Linked DNA regions of Homo sapiens: region 1 is linked to region 2. The links are chromatin loops, found by intact Hi-C in ENCODE. Cell type or tissue: PC-9. All regions are shown on one strand. Each heading gives the region's core, and the rest is flanking DNA. Links, peaks and the distances in the headings are about the cores only.

The links. Peaks named below come from ENCODE experiments on the same cell type or tissue, not always from the same donor. Only the 100,000 strongest peaks of a DNase experiment are listed, where the experiment ranks them.
Region 1: a loop joins it to region 2, with 2.9 times the contacts of the local background. A loop is called at or near these places in 2 of 110 quality-filtered maps.

Annotation. Positions count from the first base shown.
Region 1 is chr9:72,541,958-72,544,870 of GRCh38, reverse strand. All of the region lies in intron 1 of TMC1 (transmembrane channel like 1), which reads right to left. Among named protein-coding and RNA genes, the nearest start is that of TMC1, 22 kb to the right of the region's middle. In PC-9, for the core only: no CTCF peak of the experiment used is centred there; DNase peaks (open chromatin) are centred at 1,740 and 2,270; H3K27ac peaks cover 2,284 bases.
Region 2 is chr9:72,279,278-72,282,190 of GRCh38, reverse strand. No RefSeq gene overlaps it. Among named protein-coding and RNA genes, the nearest start is that of LINC01504, 25 kb to the left of the region's middle. In PC-9, for the core only: a CTCF peak has its summit at 1,067 (motif pointing left); a DNase peak (open chromatin) is centred at 1,060.

The DNA.
Region 1 (2,913 bases), core at 304-2,803, 260 kb before region 2:
CTCAGAAATCACAACTAAAGAACTTTTCACGTAACCAAAAACTACCTGTTCCCCAAAAACCTATTGAAATTAAAAAAAAAAAAGGTAAAAAGGCTGGGAGCGCTGGCTCATGCCTGTAATCCCAGCACTTTGGGAGGCCGAGGTGGGAGGATCACCTGAGGTCAGGAGTTCAAGATCAGCCTGGCCAACACGGCAAAACCCCATTTCTACTAAAAATACAAAAATTAGCCGGGTGTGGTGGCAGGTGCCTGTAATCCCAGTTACTCAGGACGCTGAGTCAGGAGACTCACTTGAACCCAGGAGGTGGAGGTTGCAGTGAGCCGAGATTGCACCACTGCACTCCAGCCTGGAAAACAAGAGCAAGACTTTCTCACAAAAAAAAAAAAAAAAAAGTTAAAAAATCAACAACAAAGGGAAGGGCTAAGATCAGTCCACCTGGAAGAAGCAGCAAGCTCAAAGACCTTGAGTTAGGAAAGAATGTGGGGTGTTTGAAGAATTAAGATGAGACAAACATGGCTTGAGTGAAGTGGATATACCTTGAGGGGCCTGGTCATATGACACCTTATAGGCTCTGGACATGAATTTAAACTTTATGTTAAGCACAAAAAGAAACTATTGAAGTGGCTGGGTGCAGTGGCTCACACCTGTAATCCCAGCACTTTGGGAGGCCGAGGCGGGTGGATCACAAGCTCAGCTGTTCGAGACCAGCCTGACCAACATGGTGAAACCCATTTCTACTAAAAATACAAAAAATTATTGAGGTGTGGTGGCACATGCTGTAGTCCCAGCTACTTGGAAGACTGAGGCAGAAGAATCACTTTAACCCGGGAGGCAGAGGTTGCAGTGAGCCAAGATCACGCCACTGCACTCCAGCCTGGGTGAAAGAACGAGACTCCATCTCAAAAAAAAAAAAAAAAAGAAAGAAAGAAAAAGAAAAAGAAACTATTGAAGCATTTTAGGAAGGAAAGTCACTGGGTGTGGTGGCACATGCCTGTATTCCCAGCTACTTGGGAGGCTAAGATGAGAGGATCTCTTGAGCCCACGAATTAGAGACCAGTCTGGGCAACACAGAGAGACCCTTCTCTTAAAAAATTTAAAAGTTAAAAAATAAAAAAAGATTAAGCAGGACAGTGGTGTGATCAAACTTTATATATATATGGCCTCCCAGGTTCAAGCAGTTCTGCCTCAGCCTCCCAAGTAGCTGGGATTACAGGCACCCACCACCATGCCCAGCTAATTTTTGTATTTTTAGTAGAGACAGAGTTTCACCATGTTGGCCAGGCTGATCTCAAACTCCTGACCTCAGGTGATCCTCCCACCTTGGCCTCCCAAAGTGCTGGGATTACAGGCGTGAGCCACTGTGCCTGGCTCAAACTTACATTTTTAAAAGATAATTCTGGCTGCATTGCAGAAAATTGATCAGAGGGGAGTCAGAGTGAAAATATGAAGACCAATAAGAAGGTTATTCCAATAATCTATAAGGGAAGTGGTTGTAGCTCTGGACAGACTAGTAGCAGGGGAGATGGGAAGAAGTACATAGACCTGAGATGCAGGAGATAGATCTGGGAACTAAATTTAAGGAAGAACAGATAGGATTTGCTCATGGGGTAGATGGAAGAAGTAAACAAGGAAGAGGAACCAAGGAAAAGTTCCCAATTTCTGGCTTAAACAATTAGTGGATGGTGAGGTCACTAGTTGAGATGGGAGAGAAACTAGTTGAATGAGAAAAATCACTGTGTCAAGGCTCAAAGGCAACCTTACAAGATGAAATGTAAACATAAAGATAAAATGTAACATGACACCTTCTTTTTTTAAAAAAAATTATCACATAGAAAAAAACAAGTGAAGGTCTAGTGCATATTTTCATTTTACACATTAGAAAACTGAGGCCTAGCTGGGTGCGGTGGCTCATATCTGTAATCCCAGCACTTTGGGAGGCCAAGGTGGGTGGATCATGAGGTCAGGAGTTCGAGACCAGCCTGGCCAAGATAGTGAAACCCCCATCTCTACTAAAAGTACAAAAATTAGCTGGGCGCGGTGGCAGGCACCTGTAATCCCACCTACTCGGGAGGCTGAGGCAGAAGAATTGCTTGAACCCGGGCGGCAGAGGTTGCAGTGAGCTGAAATCATGCCATTGCACTCCAGCCTGGGCAATAGAATGAGACTCTGTCTCAAAAAAAAACAAAGGAAGAAAGCTGAGGCCTGAACAGTAAAGATGACTTGCTCAATGAGTCAGTGCCTGGATCAGAATTCTTTTTTTTCTTTTTCTCCCCCCTAGGCTGGAGCGCAGTGGCACAATGTCAGCTCACTGCAACCTCTGCCTCCCGGGTTCAAGTGATTCTCCCACCTCAGGCTCAGGAGCAGCTGAGATTACAGGTGTGTGCCACCACACCCAGTTAATTGTTTATTTTGAGACAGAGTCTTGCTCTGTCGCCCAGGCTGGAGTGCAGTGGCGCTACCTCAGCTCACTGCAACCTCCACCTCCTAGGTTGAAGTGATTCTCCTGCCTCACCCTCCAAGTAGCTGGGACTTCAGGCACATGCCACCACACCCGGCTAATTTGTGTATTTTTAGCAGAGACGGGGTTTCACCATGTTAGCCAGGATGGTCTCCATCTCCTGACCTCAGGTGATCCTCCCACCTCAGCCTCCCAAAGTACTGGAATTACAGGCACGAGCCACCGCGCCGGGCCCTTTTTTGTGTGTATTTAGTAGACATGGGGTTTCAACAAGTTGGCCAGGTTAGTTTCAAACTTCTGGCCTCAAGTGATCCACCCACCTCGGCCTCCCAAAGTACTGGGATTACAGATGTGAACCACCACGCCCGGCCTCTTAGGTCAAATTCTTTGGCTCTAGTATTGCAAATACCTCACCCAGATTTTTTATTTTTGGTTTTTTGTGTTTTTTTGTTTTT
Region 2 (2,913 bases), core at 91-2,590:
TGATGCTGCTTTGTCATGCAGCTTGGTCTCAGATGATTCTTAGATGGTCCCAATGAACATATTCCAGTGTTTTCATTGGAAAGAAGAGACTCTAGATGAAGCGGGGATACAAGCAAAATTTAAAGGCAATTTTCTAGCCATAATGAGAGATATGTGTTTAAAATTCAGGATACTGAGTTCTAGAGGGTTCTAGCCACATTGGGTGAGGGCCATGCTTACTCTACACTCCCACGAAGTATACTTAGCTTTAGGCTCCTTTTACCTGAAATATGTAGGCCCAGGTGACCTCTTCTCTCAGGTAACTGTTTCTCAAAACCATGTCCTCAGAACACCTGGATTAGAATCACCTGGGGTCCTCTTAGAAATGCTGATTCATGAGTCTCACCTTAGTCCTATGAAATCAACAGCTTTTGTGGTAGGGACAGCGGAAGCTACTTTATTTTTTCTTGAGACAGAGGCTCGCTCTGTCCCCCAGGCTGGCGTGCAGTGGCGAGATCTCGGCTCATTGCAAGCTCCACTTCCCAGGTTCCGTCATTCTCCTGCCTCAGCCTCCCCAGTAGCTGGGACTACAGACGCCCGCCACCACGCCCGGCTAATTTTTTGTATTTTTAGTAGAGACGGGGTTTCACCGTGTTAGCCAGGATGGTCTGGATCTCCTGACCTTGTGATCTGCCCGCCTCGGCCTCCCAAAGTGCTGGGATTACAGGCAAGAGCCACGCGCCCGGCCAGAAGTTACATTTAAACAAACTGCCCAGGTGGTTCTGCTGAATATGAAGGGGGAGAACCATGGTTCTAGCCTGTACTCTCGGATCTCTGCTTGTCTTGCTCTTTATTGCACCAACTGAATGGGAATAATAGGAAAGCTCAACAAAGAAAAATGTCAACTGCTTCAGGAATTCTAAGAGGGAGAGCGAGGAACAGAAAAAGAAGGAGAACAAAAAGGAGGAGGAAAAGAAAAACTTTCATTCCTTTTCTTATAACCCAAGATCCCCCTTCCCTAATGTTGTAGCTCCTGCAGGTACTTAAAATTTGGCCTCAGCTGCAGCAGCCTGCGGGTGTTGGCGTAAAGGACCTCGCGCTCCCTCTAGAGGCCGACAGTAATAAGGGCAGGGAGAACTGAAGGGTAGTTGAAAGTGAGGTGAAAAGAGACGCTTGTTAACTAACTCCCTTGGCATCATTCACTCTACAGTCTTCTAGCACATCAGTTCTCAAAGTGTGGCCTGGGGAACCCAAAGAAGGGTCCACAAAGTCAAAACTATTTTCATGATAATATAAAAATTTGCCTTTTTTATTCTCATTATGAATATAGAGATTTCCAGAGGCCACATGACATGCTGCACTCCCAACAGATGGAATATAGAAGCAGATATGAGAATCCAAGCTTTTTTTTTATTAAACCAGGCATTAAAGTTATTTAAAAACAATGTAGCTGAGCGCGGTGGCTCATGCCTGTAATCCCAGCACTTTGGGAGGCCAAGGAGGGTGGATCATTTGAGGTCAGGAGTTCGAGACCAGCCTGACCACATGGTGAAACCCCGTCTCTACTAAAAACACACAAAAAATTAGCCGTGCATGGTAGTGCATGCCTGTAGTTCCAGCTACTCAGGAGGCTGAGGCAGGAGAATAGCTTGAACCTGGGAGGTGGAGGTTGCAGTGAGCCAAGATCACACCACTACACTCCAGCCTGGGTGACAGAGTAAGACTCTGTCACAAAAAATAAATAAATAAATAAAAAATAACAGAAAAAAAAGCTGCTGTTCTAGTTTTTTGAAAATATAGCTATTTCTCATTTTTAAAAAATGTTATTTATATTAACATATAATAGGTTTGTTATTACTTTTAAGTGAATGAATTAAACTTTTTGTTTTAACTTCTAATACAGTAAATATCTAAATATAATCGACATGAACAAAAACTCTGGGCTCCTCAATAATTTATTTTTTTGAGACGGAGTCTCTGTCGCCCAGGCTGGAGTGCAGTGGTGTGATCTTGGCTCACTGCAAGCTCCACCTCCCGGGTTCACGCCATTCTCCTGCCTCAGCCTCCCAAGTAGCTGGGACTATAGGCGCCTGCCACCACACCTGGCTAATTTCTTTGTATTTTTAGTAGAGATGGGGTTTCACCATGTTAGTCAGGATGGTCTCGATCTTCTGACCTTATGATTCACCCGCCTCAGCCTCCCAAAGTGCTGGGATTACAGGCGTGAGCCACCGCACCCGGCTCCTCAATAATTTTTAAGAGAGGTGAGGGGTTCTAAGTTTAAAAAGTCTGAGAATCACTGTCTTCAAACTTGGCTGCCCATTGGAATCAACATAGGAAGCTTGAAAAAAATACTGGTGCCTGGATTCCACGCCCAGAGATCCCTATATAATTGTTCTGGTGTTTAGCCAGGGTATTGAGAAGTTTTTAAGCTCTCAGGTGGTTCTAATGAGCAGCCAAGGCTAAGAACCACAGCGCTCGTCTAAGGATATTATGGATGTCAAAACAAACACGGCCATGGCTAAGGATGGAGAAAGCAAATATGGTCCATAACAGCAAATACAGACAGAAGAGCAGGAAAGAGTGGACTATCATGTTACCCCAAAAGTACAACAGGACAAAGGAGATATTTTGTAGCTCTAGTAATCAGACAAAAAGTTTTTCTCCTGCCAAGGATGTTGGATTTATTCATACACCACTGCTTCACCAGCTGGGGAAAAGGAAACTAGGTTAAAATGCCACCTAGGTGAGGATTTGAGCAGTTTGGGAGACATAAAGTAATAAAATCTGTCCACACAGCCAGACCTCAAACATAGGAATCAAACCAAAGAAATATGCAGAATGCTCTTCTGGTTCCAAAGAGTCCTGGTGAAAGCTAGGGGTGTGGGTTAGGGAGGGAGATTCAGACCCATCAGGAAACCCACCAGGGTGTGA